Regions from separate parts of the Mus musculus genome. Here region 2 is linked to region 1. Evidence: chromatin loops called from intact Hi-C (ENCODE). Cell type or tissue: heart. All regions are shown on one strand.

Region 1 (8,000 bases):
CTGGGGAAAGGTCTTCATCATCTTCCTCCAAGCTGGCGTAGCCTCCAGTCTCAGTGGGTTCACGGGTCTCTGTCATGGCGGGGGGAGGGGACAAGAGACAGGAGCAGAGCAGCGACTGAGCAGGGTCCCTCCCCGGCCAGCTCTCCCGCGGTCACACCTCCAGCCACAAGCTCCTCTAATACAGGATGTTGGCAGGTAGAGAGGGGTGCTGGACAGGGAGAAAAGAAAGGCCTGCGGTGACTCAATAAATTTTTACGTAACACTTGTCCCCATTCTAAGACCACTGCGTGCTCAGTGCTGGGGTGGGGCAAAGATGGCCTCTGTCCTGTCTTGACTGTGTACAGAGTCTCAACTCTGCAGACCTTGTCCCCAGGAGGCCTTGAATCCAGTTATCTGGGCAACAGACTGTCTTGTGGTTCTTAGTCAGTGAAGTAGGGAGAGAAGACATCCCAAGTTATCTAAAGGAAGGTATTGGTATGGTCACCAATCATAACTAAGTGCCAGACATTAACCCTTTAGCTGTAGGAAGGTCTGGGGCTGAGGGAGGGAGGACCACCAGGAAGAAGAGTCACAGATTGTTGACTATTAAGGACACAGAATACTTGGTACAGCTGAGATACTAGCTAGCCTGGAAATGTTTTAAACTGTTTTCTTTTTATGAGACAGGATTTTAAATACCCCAGACTGACTTTGGATTCCCAATGCTCCTGGATCTACCTCCCAAATGCTAGAGATCAAACTGTGGGGCGTCAGGCACGCTAGGCAAACAACCCACTCTGCCAACCGGGCTGAATCCATACCCTTCCATTTGTGCTTGTTTGAAGCAAGGCGTCATATATCCCAGGCTGGCCTCAGGTTTACTAAGGAGCCTCAGATGACCTTGAATTCCAGATCTTCCTGCCTCTTTTCCTCCCAGTGTCAGGATCACAGGAACATCACTGTGCCTGGCGTGTTTTAGACGTCAACCTAATTTTGTAAAAGTCAGCCTCGCTGACTTTTGAGGTTTGAACTCAAATCTGTCATTTTCTGCCTAGTGCTTCAAACAGGACCCAACTTTTCTTGTCTGTATCCTTCTCAAGTCCAGGCTTTGGTTGGCACACAGAAACAGCTCCCTCGAAGCAGAAGAGGAAGGAAGAAGACCTGCACACTGTCCAAAGTCCAAGTTCACACTGGCCACCTCACCAGACTGTGGTTCAACAAAGATCCAAAGCCATGCTCTGAATAGAAGTAGGCAGTCTACACCCACAGTCTTAGCTCTCAGGCTGGTAAATCTGCAGTTTAAGGTCAGAGCTGGCTACATAGAATTTGAGGCTCGTATGAACTAAATGACACACTGTCTTAAAAAAGAAAGAGTCGGGCAGTGGTGTGGTGGTGCACGCCTTTAATCCCAGCACTTTGGGGGCAGAGGCAGGTGGATTTCTGAGTTTGAGGCCAGCCTGGTCTACAGAGTGAGTTCCAAGACAGCCAGGGCTACACAGAGAAACCCTGTCTTAAAAAACAAACAAACAAACAAAACAAACAAACAAACAAACAAAACAAAAAGAAAGGAAGGAAGGAAGGAAGGAAGGAAGGAAGGAAGGAAGGAAGAGATCTCATAGACTCTACTCCTTTGCTCAACTCTCCAGGCTTCTGGTGGGGTTGGGGGCAGGGCCACATAAAGGCCTTTTATAGCCAGAGAAGGGCAGTCCTAGTTCATTCTCCTCCATTTCCCATCTGGAATTTTCTCCTTCCTCTTTGTGGATCCAGAGTGTTTATTTTCACCCTTGCAAAGCTCACCTATAACCATCCACATTGCTCCTTGGCTCCCATAATTCCTGTTTCTCTCAATGCACACGTTTCTTCCTCCTACTGCATTGTGACAGGACCTTGCAAGACCAGGCAGTGTAGGACTAAAAACAATACGGTTTCCACTCTCCTTTAGACTCTTACTATACAGTCCAGGCTGGCCTTGAACTTGCAATCCTCCAACTTCAGCTTCCCAGGTTCTGGGGACAATAGATATGGACACTAATAATATGGCAAAGCCTGAATTTAGGGCCTGGGGGCACAAACAATGGTAGAAAGCACACTGTTCAAAGCCCAAATGTCAAATTTGCTGTTGGAGGAATGCGGCTGGAGCAAGAGGAGGAGGTGGCATCATTGGATAGGGAATTTACTAAAGACACCTAGATACTGGATCAGGCCTTTGAAGGACCGAGAAATAGTGACTGGCAAGGAAGAGCTCTCATGATTAATCATCAGATGTTGGGCCCCTCTAATTCTGTAGTAATACATTATTTTTGGAAAAACTCGCACCATTCAGCAAAGAAAAACTGAGGACAACTGGTTGTTTCTATTTTAAATATTTAATATATGTGTTCCATGCAACAATACCTAGGATTAGCCATTCCATAAACCCACTCCCCCTTCTTTTTTTGAGATCTGATGCCCTCCCCAAAAGGAAAAAAAAAAAAAAAAAAAAAACAGGTCTAGAATAGCGAATCCTCCTGCCCCAGCAGGAATTATAGGCGCGTGACACCACACTGGGCTTTAACTATTATTCTACTTGACCATCACAGCAAGGATTGTTAGGACTTTTCTTGGGGGTTTACTTGGGGACAGCCATCCCTCTCCAAACCCACATTATATAAAGCTTCTTCCAGAACGTTCCGGATATCAAGTGGAAGCATTAGGACAGGTGGAAGCCAGCTGGGCGTGGTGATGCACCTCTGCGAACTCAGCACTTGGTAAATTATAAATTCTAGGTTGTACTCCGCGATATTGTGGGTCCAAAACCCAGCTACATGAAACCGTATGCCTCAGTTCCCTCAAAAGCAGAGTGGCCAGGACCCCACCCACACATACGCCTCACAGTGCGTGAGTGAACACAATAGATACCTTTCCGCACAACGCTAGGTAGGACTGGGACTCGGACAAACCCCGGTACCAAACAATAAAGATCAGCTCCCACAATGCCCCGTGACAGCGTCCCACGATGCCTCGGGCCTTTAACGACCACCAGGCACCCAAACGCTCCTTGCCCCGGGGCTTCTCACAGAAGGCGTGTGCGACGAAAAAAAAAAAAAAAAAAAAAAAAAAAGTCCCCTCCAGGAGCCCAGGCCCTTCCCAGAATGCCCCAGGCCCAGAACGCCTGGCCCACGGGCTCCCACAATGCCTCGAGGCGAAGCTGTGCTGGGTCCCGAGCCGCGTGCTGGGGAAAGCAAGGGACTCCCGGGCCGGTCACTCGGCCAAGCGGCCGCGGGCTCCCGTCATGCAGCGGGGCTGTATCGCCCGCTTCCCAGCATGCCCCGCGGCCCCCCCCAAGCTCGGACACTCACCGACGCCGGCGGCCCCGGATCAGGCTCGGCGGTGGCGGCTGCACGCCCGGGCACTGCGCCTGCGTTTCGGGAGGCTAGGCGAGCGGGCGAGCGAACGGGCGAACGAGCGAGGGGCGAGCGAGGGGCGCGTGCGCGGTCAGATGGACCATTCCCGGAGGTCGATGGGAAGAGGGGCTCAGAGGATGGCGAAGGCTGTAGAGCTCACGCCGGCGGGGGTGGCGGGCTCTGCCGCTCACGGCCCCGCTAGACTTGGTACAGTCTGCGGCCCGAAGGGTGAAGAAGCTTTAAGAATCGCGCGTGCGTGCGTGCGCGGTAGAGCGAACGCGCCTTATAAATAGTGGATGCCTTGGAATGAGGGGGGAGAGTGGGGGCCTAAATACTCGGCCCGGATCCCCCGGGCTGGAGGCTCGCTCATTTGCATAATCCTAGCGCGGGACAAAGGAAGGCCTCCCGCACTGGAGGATGTGATTTGCATATTCCCGGGAGAGGCTGTTCTTCAGAGCGCAGTGATTAGCATATGGATGGGGAGGGGGGGGGCACCTGGAAAAATAAAGCGCATGCGTGTAGGGGACTGCAGACTTAATCGTGGTGGGCTGGCAACCTTGTCCCGAAACTACCGAAGGTCTGGGACCCCGTTCACGTCCCTGTCACCTAGGATAAATTCCTGGACAGCACGTGGTTTCTGCGTTGCGAGAGATCTGAACCCCCAGTCTAAGGAAAACGAACCACATTTGATTAGACAAATACTTAGAACTGTCAAGACCTGGAAGAGAGAGAGGTAGACGGCAGGAGGCCGTGGATGCCAGAAACGCCTGCCCCAGCTCGAGGTTCTGCAAGGGCTTCCAAGGGCTGATTTTTAAGCCAGGTCTGAACTGGAGCCAAGTAGAATGCCAAAAAGCAGAGGGAATAGCTGATGCAAATTTCCAGAGGCAAAGTAGTGCTTGCATTCTTAGAGGGAGTCAAGGCAGCTTTTCCGTGGAGCACAATTAGAAAGTCTGCTATAGGTGTTTGCTTTTTTATTTCTTTTTTTGTTTTTCTTTCTTTTCTTTCTTTTTTTTTTCTTTTTTGAGGCAGAGTCTCATGTAGCTCAGGCTAGCCTCCAACACCTGGGTCGAAGAAAATGACCTTGAACGCTACCTCTTGAATGTTGAGATTACAGGCATATGGCAGCCAGCCCAGCTCCTGTGGGTAATTTTAAAGGGCCATAACTTCATGCTGACTATTTGTAGCCATCCCTACAGCCCTCTCCTTCCCGAATGCTTTTATCACTAGCAATTTAAAACTCTAGAGTCCCATTACACCACAGAAAAGGAATAGTTGTGTTTTGCTTTGTTTCTGAGAGTCTCCTTGTGTATTCTGGAACTCACTCTAGCTCCGGGTGGTTTTCGTCAACTCCCTGCAGTTCTCCTGCCTCAGCTTCCCAAAGGCTGGGGTGGCAGGTATGCACCTCCCACACCTGGTCTCCCAGTCAAACTTGTGTCCCTGACGCCTCTTCTGGACCCACCCACCGTTTTATCTGGTCCATATCCCCAGCACTTCAAACACAGTAATCCCTTTGCTGTCTCAGGCTTTGATCTTGCCTTTCGATTCATCGGGAAAACCCTTTGTCCCTGCTGCTCCGAGCTCACTCTCTCCTGGTATTGATGCCAATCCGAAGGGCCTTCCTTGATGATACAGCTCCTGCAGATTGAGTGATTTAGGGAAATTGACACAGCACTGGTCTCAATAAATGCAGCGCTCTGGGTGGAAATGGGGTGGAGGGTGCCTGGGGCTTTGGAGTTCTTTAAGTCTCCTCACTCTGCATGAAAATTTCCATAACAAAATAAAACAGTACCCACCCAACCCCCCACCGCCGCACGCGTGTGCGTGCGTGAGTGTGTATGTGTGTGTGTGTTTATTTTATTCAGGCAGGGTCTCACTACTTAACCCTGGCCTGGAGTTTACTATGTAGACCAGGCTGGCTGCAGATATCCACTTGCCTCTTGTGCTGGGAATTAAAAGTGTAAGCCACCACCACAGGAGACTGATTGACCCACCTTCCTTTCTTTCTGAAACAGGAGCCTAATGTGTAGCCCAGGCTGTCCTCAAACTCACTCTCCTGCCTCAGCTCCTTGAAGGCTGGAATTTTAAGATTTTAAGCATATAAATATTAAGAGCCCTCTTTACAATTTAAAGCAAGCTTTAAGCTTTTCTGCTTGGGGGGTAGGGGCACACAGTCTTGCAGTCTTGCTAAGTAGCTAGGAGTGGCCTGGAACTTGCTCTGTAGAGCAGGCTGCCCTGAGCTTCTGCTCGCTGAGTGCTGGGCTTCCAGGTGTATCCCACCACGTCCGGCTCTGAAACTGTTCCCATTGCTGCCTAGATGCGTCTGTTTCCTTCATCAAAGTTTCACAAAGGTCAGAGTACAGTGACCTTTTCACCTTGAGCCCTTAAAGCCTAGAACAGGATCAAATTTCAGATTCCTGTTAAACTGAAAAAAACAAAACAAAACAAAACAAAAAAAAAAGCCTCTTTTGTGTTTGTGTGTGTGTGTGTGTGTGTTTTATTCACAAATTGCTGGCTGTGGTTGGATCAGCCTGTAACCCCAGCTTTTTAGAAGCTGAGGCAGAAGGGTTACCGGAGTTCAAGACCTGCCTGTATTATAGTATAAGATGCTGTCTCAAAACGAAGAAACAAACAAACAAAATCCTCACCACGCCTCTCACCGCCCCCCTCCCCAAAAAATCCCCCAAGTCTGGGATTTTGAGGAAGAGTGGCTGGTGGTTGGCCTCTCGGAGGTCTGGCTCCTTCATCTTCCTGTGTATCAGCATCCACGGTGCTCCACCCCAGCGCCTGCATCCCCCCCCCCCTTCCTAGCGGTACAGCGGCGGACAGAGGGACAGACACACAGCCACCCCATACTTGTTCTCTCCTCAGTTTAATGGTGGTTAGTGGGATTGCCAAACCCCCTCCCTATCCCCTCCCCGCCCCGTACAAAAATGTGTTTCATTTTTTTTTTAAACAAGAAAAAGGGGCAAAAGCCAGTAATGGGGGGAGAGGGGTGCAATCTGATATTTTCATACAGATTTTTGATTTTTTAATATATTATATATAAAACCATAGAGAACCACACATCCCCTCCAAACTCCTTTCCCCCTCCCCGGGGGGCCTGGAGGAGAGACGGGGAAGGCCCCCCCAAGAGCGGGTGAACAGACAATTATGGAACGGGAAGGACGTGGGGGTCAAGATGGAGGGAAGGGGAGCCGCCCAGGAACCCAGAGAAGGGGGACTGGATAAGAGTCGGGGTTGTCTCCCTTACTGCCCCCCCCATCGGAGTTTTCACACAAAGACACAGAATTCCCATTTCCACGCCCTCCCCTGCCCCTCCCCCCACCGTGCAAACATGGCTTTGCAAAGAGGTGCCCAGAGCTCTGTGGAACTCTTACAATGGCTGGCATGGGGTCTGGGACCCCAAAGAAATCTGTGTTTCCCTTCCCTGCCCACCCCACCCTTCCCAGAATCTGGCCCCCTCCCCCACAAGACCTGGTTCTGTAGCCTAGGGGTTCTGGCCTTCCCCCTGTTTTCTTCCCCCAACCCAAATCCTTATTACCCGTCCCAGGACTGGGGGTCTAGGAGGGTCCTTAAGTCCCTGTCTCCATAGGGGATCCCAAGTCTCTGGACCCTAGCCTTTGGCCCTGGGAGAGATCCAGGCATCCAACACCCCCAACCCCTGCCCAAGCGCCGAGGTGTTAGCTAGTGGGGGAGAAGACCACCATCCCATCCCGGACTCTGGTCAATGTCTTTGCTGGCTCCTTGCAGCTGGCGGTGGGGGAGTAGGGTCAAATGAAGAATTCTTCTTTCCGTTTGTGTCCATCGCCGCCATTGAGGAAGGCTTCTCTGGCTTCTCCCTGCTCATCCAAGCCACTGGCCTCATGGGTCAGATAGGATCCTGAGAGCAGGAAGATGTCCCCAGGGCAAAGGGCATGGTGATGAAGACCCAGGGAGTGTGTATAGGAAAAGGAGACAGGCAAGAGACACAGCATATGAAGGAAGTGGGAGAAAGGGAACCAGAGTCCAGTTCAGTGAGGCACAGGACAAAGGTAGAGAAAGAGGTAAAGAGGAATTAGGAAGACTCCAAAAAGTCACAGAGGACCCACCCTCATCCCCGATATGCCCTTTTTTTTTTTTTTTTTTTTTGTTGAGACATGGTCTCCAGTTTCCCAGGTAAGCCTCAAACTTGATAGTTACAAGTGACCTTGCACTTTGTATTCCCCTGCCGCTATCTCCCAAATACTGGAGTTAGAAGCATCCACCGCCATGTTCAGTTCTGGGCGGCTTTGTTCATGCTAAGACAGAGTCTATCAATGGAGTCCCCTCCCCTGCACCTCCTTCCCAACCCTTCCCCCGCTTTCTGATAGTATTCCTTTAAGTCTATGCTGTCAATAAATTCAGCAACTTGAAAAATAAATTACTCAAAATCTCTCCCCTTATTCTGCTAAATCTCAGCCCTTTCAGAGCCCAGGGCCAAAAGCTCCACCCTACAGGGTATTAGTCAAAACTATGGCTTGATTTCAAATCCAATCCAGTGTCTAGGCTCCATCCCCTTGCAATCCAGAATCAGAAATGACCACACCCTTCACTGATTTCAGGCCCCGCCCTCACTTACCCTTCTGTCGGACGGAGCACCAGACCATGCCCACTAGCACA
Region 2 (8,000 bases), 65 kb after region 1:
CCAATGCAGAGAAAATGTGGCGCACGCCTTTAATCCCGGCACTTGGGAGGCAGAGGCAGGCAGATTTCTGAGTTTGAGGCCAGCCTGGTCTACAAAGTGAGTTCCAGGACAGCCAGGGCTACACAGAGAAACCCTGTTTCAAAACACAAAATAAAATGCAAAAGAAGAAGAGGAGGAAAGAAAGTATACACTACATTCACTTTTTCTGGCAAGTTTGCCGTTTATTTTCGACAGTGCATCTTGATGTGCACTAACTAGCAAGGGCTCCAGTGCTCAGCAGCCACCTGTGGCTTCCTGCGCCCACATAGAATACTGTCATTCCGGAGCACAGCAGGCGCTATGGATGGAACTGCAGGGACTCTAAACGGATACTTATGGGAAAATAGGACGATGGCTCTGTTTAGAAGTGTTCAAAAGTATTTATTCCTGGCCATGTGCCAGGCACGGTGCTGCGCAGCGATAAATTCTAGCATTGAGAGGTAGAGGCAGGAGGACTGTTAAGTTTGAGGTTAGCCTGAGCTCAAACTATATGTATGCATGTGTTTGCATAAATGTACACAGACATATATGATAAGGATTTACATAATCTACAGTTGTGTGAGATTCCTTATTTTCCATTTTGGGGATAGACCCTAAGGTGCTATGAATGCTAGGGAGGCACTCTACCAACAAACCACGCCCCCAGCCCCTCACTGGGGGATTCTAGGCAGGGGCTCTACCACTGAGCCACACCCCCAGCCCCTCACTGGGGGATTCTAGGCAGGGGCTCTACCACTGAGCCATGCCCCCAGCCCCTCCCTGGGGGATTCTAGGCAGGGGCTCTACCACTGAGCCACGCCCCCAGCCCCTCACTGGGGGATTCTAGGCAGGGGCTCTACCACTGAGCCACGCCCCCAGCCCCTCCCTGGGGGATTCTAGGCAGGGGCTCTCCCTCAGGATTACAACCTGACCCCTGAGGTTGTTTTAGTTTGAATTTTTGGACAGGGTCTTACTGTGCAGGCCTAGCTGGCCTCAATCTCAGAGGTCCACCTGCATATGCCTCCTGAGCGCTGGGATTAAAGGTGTGTGCAACCATACCTGACTTCTTCTTGGGTTTTCACATTAGAGAAATAAGAAACCATTTTGCTTTCATGTTGTCTATCATATCCTCTACAAAGCAGTCACTTGTGGATATTTGAAGGAACAGTTGAGACTGGCCCAGAGGTTAACGGCTAGAAGTCTCCAGTGAGTTCTCAACAAGGACAGGAATTCTGTTCATGTGCAAAGTGAGTCTGTGAGCTCTGTGTGTGTGTGTGTGTGTGTGTGTGTGTGTGTGTGTGTAAGGTATGTGCATGTGCAGTTGTGAACCTCTGCCTGGGTATGACCCCTAATTCCCTTCCTTACCCTCTCCTCATGCTACTTAATACTTCTCTACCCGGTTCTGGCTCTTGCAGCCCAAGCAGGGGACTGTGGGTGGCTCAGAGGCATCAGAGTTCCCAGGCTACCTGCTGGCCTGCGGGACACACTGCGCAGTCAATCATCACCCAGGCCGAGGCATCCTTGCGCTGTCCTGAAGAATCTCGCTGTATCTCCTTGGCAATGAAGCCTCTCATCTGTCGTTCTCGGGCACTGAGAAGCCTGGTAGCCTCTGGGGACAAGTCAGGGCTCCAGGCTGGACATCCTTTCTGGGACTATGGCTTCCGGAAAGCTAAGTCTTCTTTCTTGACCTCACGACCACAAAGGCTGCCTCTCCTTTCTTTCTTTTTTGTTTTTTGTTTTTGCGAGACAGGGTTTCTCTGTGTAGCCCTGGCTGTCCTGGAACTCACTCTGTACACCAGGCTGGCCTCGAACTCAGAAATCTGCCTGCCTCTGCCTCCCAAGTGCTGGGATTAAAGGTGTGTGCCACCACTGCCCGGCTAAGGCTGCCTTTTCCTGTGGACACTCTTATATCTGAGCTGTGTGAAGACCGTGCCCCTCCCCCATTCGGGATGGGTTTTCCCAGAAAATCCCTCACAGGTAGGTTCCCCAGAGGGTTTGAGTCTTAGTTGGTCTCAGAACCAGTCAGGTTGACACGGATAGTTCGGGAGACAGAGGAGAAAGGAAAATACAGACAGCACGTCAGCGGGAAGTGCGTGTTACGGAGAATCAGTACAGCAAAGAGAGAACAAACTGTTGCCAAAGACATGCAGGAACATAGGAGGGGTTTGTTATTGTTGTTTGTTTTGAGACAGCGTTTCTCTGTGTAGCCCTGGCTGTCCTGGAACTCACTCTGTAGGCCAGGCTGGCCTGGAACTCAGAAATCCACCTGCTTCTGCCTCCCGAGTGCTGGGATTAAAGGCCTGAGCCACCACTGTCTGACTCAGCTTTTAATCTTTTAAAAAGGACCAAAAACACCTGTTGGGGCTGCTCAATAAAATCCCAGCTTAGGGTGAGAGAGCCAGTCGGCCAGTCCCGGGTGCACCTCTAAAATAAAACTTGCTTCAGTTGTATAATTGTGGAACTGGTCTTTCTCCTCTCAGTTTTCAGGCTTAATTACAGATGATAGATATATGCTACTTAATAATAATACTCCATTCTCTGGTCTTTCAGAATGTTCCCACCCGCCTGCTAGTGGAAGTTTCTCTTGGAACGGGACAAAGGAGGTAGATCAGTAGGAACCAATTCAAAACCAGCGGCTACCCCCAGTGCTGAGAGGAAAATCTATGCCACCACAGCTGACTGGCTCTCTATTTCCATTTGTACCACTTTCTAGCCTCTCATGACAGGCCCCAAGTATCAGTTCCCCCGGTCCTCGGCTGTGTGGTGTGGGCCTCATGACTGAAGTGTGGACATACTTAAGTTGTCACCCTGTCGTGGGAGGTGTTCACAGTTCCACTTTCTGCTTTTGGTGGGAACTCGTGCAATTTCCTTTTATCTTCCTCCCTCGAGGATAGATTTAGCAATAAACATCCTGATTACAGGACACGGACTAATATCTGTTCCGTTTTTGCATATCACACATAATTTACAATAAGCTTAAAAGCTTGGATGACATATTCCTCCTGTTCATTGAAAGAAAAAATCCTAGCTGGGTGTGGTGAAACACGCCTATCCTTTTGGGAGGTGGAGGCAGGAGGATCAGGGAGAGAAAGAAGAAAAAAGAAAGAAAGAAAGGAAAGAGGGAAGGAGGGAGTGTGGGCAGGAGTTAGGAATGGAGCTGAGGAAGCCCTAAAATGTACCACAGAGGTCTGGGGGGATGGCCCAATGGTTAAGAGTGCTTGCTGCTCTCCAAGGACAGAGCTCTAGTTCCCTGCATCTATGCAGAACATACAACCACCTGTAGCTTTTGCTCCAGAGGACACCACACCCTCTTCTGACCTCCTGTGGCATTGCACATAGGCTGCGTTCAGCTGCTGCTCCCTAGTGGCTGGGGTATGCTAGTTCACTTTGGCTCATCTGTCAGTGGCTGTCCCTATCCCAGGAGGGTAGCAGATCTCTTCCCCAGCATGCCAGGGTGCAAAAACAAACAAACAAACAAACAAACAAACAATAAATTAAAAAAAAAGAATATGGACCCAGTCCCTCTCACAGTCTAGTACTGAAGTCCCAGAATCCTACTGATGACAGCAATTCTCAAGGACAGCTCAAAATTTATTCCATGTCTCCAGGGAAGCCTGGAATTCACATTTGGGGAGAAGGAAACCACATGTGGCAATCGACTATAAAAGGGCAGCCATCTTGTAGCTTCCAAATCCTGTCGCTTTCTCCTTGATTTCCTTTTCTTCTCTTTTCTCATTACTACTTGGCCTCATCTTATTTTCATTATCTATATCTTTTAAAAATATAAGGGCTAAGGCTGGAGAGATGGCTCAGCAGTTAAGAGCACTGGCTGCTCTTCCAGAGGTCCCGAGTTCAAGTCCCAGCAACCACATGGTGGTTCATAACCATCCCTAATGAGATCTGATGCCCTCTTCTGGTGTTTCTGAAGACAGCTACAGTGTACTTATATATAATAAATAAAATTAAATCAAATCAATCATTCATATATATATATATATGCTAGAGAGATGGCGCAGAGGTTAAAAGCCCTGGCTGCTGTTCAAGAGGACATGAGTTCAATTCCCAGCCCCCACATGGCAGCTCACACCTGTCTGTAACTCCAGTTCCAGGGGGTCTTAAACATTCACACAGACATACATGCAGGCAAAACAACAACAACACACACAAATAAATAAATTAATGAAAATATAAGTTCCACAAAACAAGGATCAACCTGGGCTACATAGTGAGTCTCAAGGCAGCCTGAGATGTAGAGTCCTATCCACTACTGTGTCCGGCCTAGAACAGAATCTGGTGGCCATAAGGCAGCCAGTGTTCGAATGAATAAGAGAAACTCTGGAGGATGATTTCATGTTGGCGCGCGCGCGCACACACACACACACACACACACACACACACCCTGTATTTCCAGCACCCAGAAGGTGCCAGTGAGAGGAAGAACGTCCAAGGTCATCTTCAGCTACATGGTTCAAGGTCAGCCTGGCCTACAAGAGATCTTGTCAAAGGGGGGGGGGGGAGTGGGGAGGATCCAGACAAACACAAGAATAAAACCACAATCTATTCAGTGAAACTCCAGGATGGGTCCAGCCTGGCGGGGCTGGACTGCTGGGAATGGAGAGACCAGAAGGCACAGTGTGCAGGCGAGTTTCAGGATCGCTGGATTTTGTTTTCATTTACTTCAGTGTGTGTGTATTTGTGTTTAACGTGTGCGTGTGGTGTGTGTGGTATGTGTTGTATATGTGTCTATGTGTGGTGTGTATGTATGAGTAGTGCGCATGTGTGTTGTAGGTGTGTGTGGGGGTTGTGTATGTGTGGGTCTGTTGGAGTGTTGGTTCCTAGGGCTCCACCTTAGCCTTCCTGCGGTTTGGCAGGCACCTTTATCTGCTGGGCTATCTCACCCTATCAACATTTGTTCTGCTTTGTTTCTTTTTCTCTGTGTAGCCCTAGCTAGCCTGATAGCTCTGGAGACCAGGCTGGCCTCGCACTCAGAAATCCACCTGCCTCTGCCTCCCAAGTGCTGGGGTTAAAGGTGTGCGCCACCAGTGCCCTGGCAGATCCAGGTGCTGTTGTTTCTTGGTACAAGATCTCACTGTGTGTAGCTCAGGCTGGCCTCGCATTATCAGTCCTCCCATGTCTGCCTCCCGAGTGCTGGCATGACTGGCAGCGGGCACCACTCTATTTTTGTGAGTATAGAACTGATGTGTGATAAGGATCTGTGCTTTCTAAATAAGTTCCCAAGAGCTCTCTCAGCTGTCCCAGAATAAACATCTTAAGTGATAAGGAAATGTCATGTTGTGGTTTTATTGGCAGCATCATTTTTTTTTCTTTGTTAGCAGGATCAAAAAAGACGTGTCCGACAGCCACCAGCGTCTTAGGTTTGATTACATTCAGAAGGAAGGGAAGAGCAAGTGCAGAGAGGTTATTCATCTCTGTTCTCTCTGCTGGACCTGGTCCCACCTCCTCCCCCTCCCCTCCTCCCCTCTTCTTCCTCCTCTTCTTCCTCCTCTTCCCTTTCCCCCTCTTCCTCCTCTGCCTCTTCTTCCTCTTCTCCCCTGTCTCCCCTCCTCTGCCTCCCCCTCCTCTTCTTCCCCCTCCTCTGCCTCTCCCTCCTCTGCTTCCTCCTTCTCTTCCTCCCCCTCCTATGCCTCCCCCTCCTCTGCTTCCTCCTTCTCTTCCTCCCCCTCCTCTGCCTGCCCCTCCTCTTCTTCCCCCTCCTCTGCCTCTCCCTCCTCTGCTTCCTCCTTCTCTTCCTCCCCTACCCCTGTTCCCATTTTACTTCCTTCATTCTCTCTGGCGCTGAGGATGGAACCCAGAGCCTCCTGTATGCCAAGCATGCCCTCTAATGCTGAGTTCTTAACACACTAAACTAAATAGAAAAGGTTTAACTGTGGGCTGGGGAGATGACTAAGTGGGTAAGAGTCCTTGCTATGCAAGCATGGGGAGGGAATTCAGATCTCAGCATCCATGTAAAAGCTGGGCATCGCCACCTGAGCTCGCTGGCCAAGCAGGCTAGGCAGACGGGCCAGCGAGCCCGAGGATCCTCCTGCCTCCATCTTCCAAATGTTTGGATGGTGGCTGTGAGCATCAGGCTGATCTTGTTTGCATGGCTTTTCTCTTTTAAAAACTTGCATCTTAGTGTGTGTGTGTTGCCAAGGAGCACATGTGCAAGTCAGAGAACAGGCTGTCAGAATCAGTTTTCTCCATTGACCATATGGGTCCTAGGGATCAGATTTGGGTTATCAGCCTTGTCTGAAAGCTTCTTTATAAGACACTGCCCACCCTCGCCCCCACCCCCATCCCCACCCCCATCCCCACCCCCATGGGGTTTCTCTGTGTAGCCCTTGCTGTCCTGAAACTTACACTGTAAACCAGGCTGGCCCCAGACTCACAGAGATCCACCTGCCTCTGCCTCCTGAGTGCTGGGATTAAAGGGGTGCACCACCACACCTAGCTCATTAATGTTCCTTTTAAGGCAAACAGAACTGGTTAAGTTTATTATTTTTATTTTTTAAGGTTTATTTATTTAATGTATATGAGTACATTGTAGCTATCTACAGACACACCAGAAGGGGGCATCAGATCCCATTACAGATGGTTGTGAGCCACTATGTGGTTGCTAGCATTTGAACTCAGGACCTCTGGAAGAGCAGTCAGTGCTCTTAACCGCTGAGCCAGCTCACCAGCCCAAGTTTATTTCTCTATGGTTAATCGATTTAATTTTATTGAATTATACTGATAAAGACATAAAATAATAAAATATTTTAAAAATTATTTTATGTGTATGAGTGTTTTGCCTCCATGTATGCATGTGCTCTGTGTGCGGGCATGATATTCATGGAGGTCAGAAGGGGGTGTCAGATCCCCTGGAACTAGAGATAAAGACATTGGTGGGCTGCCACATGGGTGCTGGGAACCGACCCTGAGTTCTCTGCAGGAGCAGCCAGTGCTCTTATCCTTGGAGCCATCTCTCTGGCCCCTTGGCTTATGTCTGCAGATCTGTTTGATGATGCTGTGTTGCTGGTCTTTTAGTCCCTCCTCGCTCCCCCACCCGGGCGTTGCACGTGTCTGTGAGTTTGGGGAAGGAGCCTTGGGGACGTGCCACACACAGTCTGCTCAGTGTTGAGGAATGTCTGAGGCTATTTTTGACTCCGTTTCGTTGGTTTGCTAGTCAGCAGGATCCCATCGAGCCCGCAGCTGCTGCCTGAGGCTTGGAAAGGTTGGACTCAGTGGGCAGCAGCCGTTCCTTCCCTAGATCCAGGCAATAATCTGTCCCCAGCTCTGGGGCCTCTGTCCCCAGCTCTGGGGGATCCTCCCATGGCCAGAATGAGCCTTCAAGATTTAGAAGCCCAAGGTTCATCCTAGAAAACAGATAGGAGAAAGAACGCCCGTAGAGCCTGGCTGAGGGAGGCTATGAGGGAGATAGGACAGGCAGGTGCCCATGGACCAGATGGTAGAGAAGCTGTAGCTAAGAGCAGGGTCCTGAGAGCAGCTGCAGTCCCCAGACGCCATGACTGGGTGCTTTGACTCTTATTAGTGGGAGTCTCGGCCTCACGTGTGTGTGTGTGTGTGTGTGTGTGTGTGTGTGTGTGTGTGGCATTAGGAACTGAACCTAGAGGTCTGCATGCATTGGGCAAGTACGCTACTATTGAGGAACATCTCAGACCTTGTCTTTAATTTTGAATTATTGATTTTTTTTTTGAAGTAGGGCCTCAGGTTAGCTTAGCCTGACCTTACCCTGTAGCTGAGGCTGACTTTAGGTTCACCGCTATCCTCTTAACTCTGTGTGTGTCTGAGTGCCTGGACTGTACACATGAGCTACGGGCATGAGCTACGGGCATGAGCTACGGGCATGAGCGTGAGATAGTTGGTTTACTATTTTGAAACAAGTGTCAGCAAGTTGCCCAGGATGACCTTGAATTCACTCAGCAGCAGGCCTGGAACGGGTGATCCTCCTGCCTCAGCTTCTCAAGTAGCCTGACTGG

What was found. Hi-C counts contacts between places; a loop is a spot of excess contacts. Peaks named below come from ENCODE experiments on the same cell type or tissue, not always from the same donor. Only the 100,000 strongest peaks of a DNase experiment are listed, where the experiment ranks them.
Region 2: it touches region 1 in a loop (2.5-fold over the local background); 2 of 42 quality-filtered maps call a loop at or near these places.

What each region holds. Positions count from the first base shown.
Region 1 is chr7:24,502,754-24,510,753 of GRCm38, reverse strand. Cadm4 (cell adhesion molecule 4) reads right to left here. Exons shown (of 9, transcript NM_153112.3): 8 at 7,960-8,000; 9 at 6,221-7,242. The coding sequence ends at 7,133. Zfp428 (zinc finger protein 428) reads right to left here and starts at 3,667. Exons shown (of 3, transcript NM_146183.2): 1 at 3,318-3,667; 2 at 1-208. The coding sequence starts at 76. In heart, no CTCF peak of the experiment used is centred here; DNase peaks (open chromatin) are centred at 3,263 and 4,103; H3K4me3 peaks cover 3,042 bases; H3K27ac peaks cover 2,095 bases; H3K27me3 peaks cover 1,703 bases.
Region 2 is chr7:24,437,342-24,445,341 of GRCm38, reverse strand. It overlaps a transcript of Irgc1 not described here. Among named protein-coding and RNA genes, the nearest start is that of Irgc1, 5.8 kb to the right of the region's middle. In heart, a CTCF peak has its summit at 3,362 (motif pointing left); DNase peaks (open chromatin) are centred at 2,746, 3,371 and 7,098; H3K27ac peaks cover 804 bases.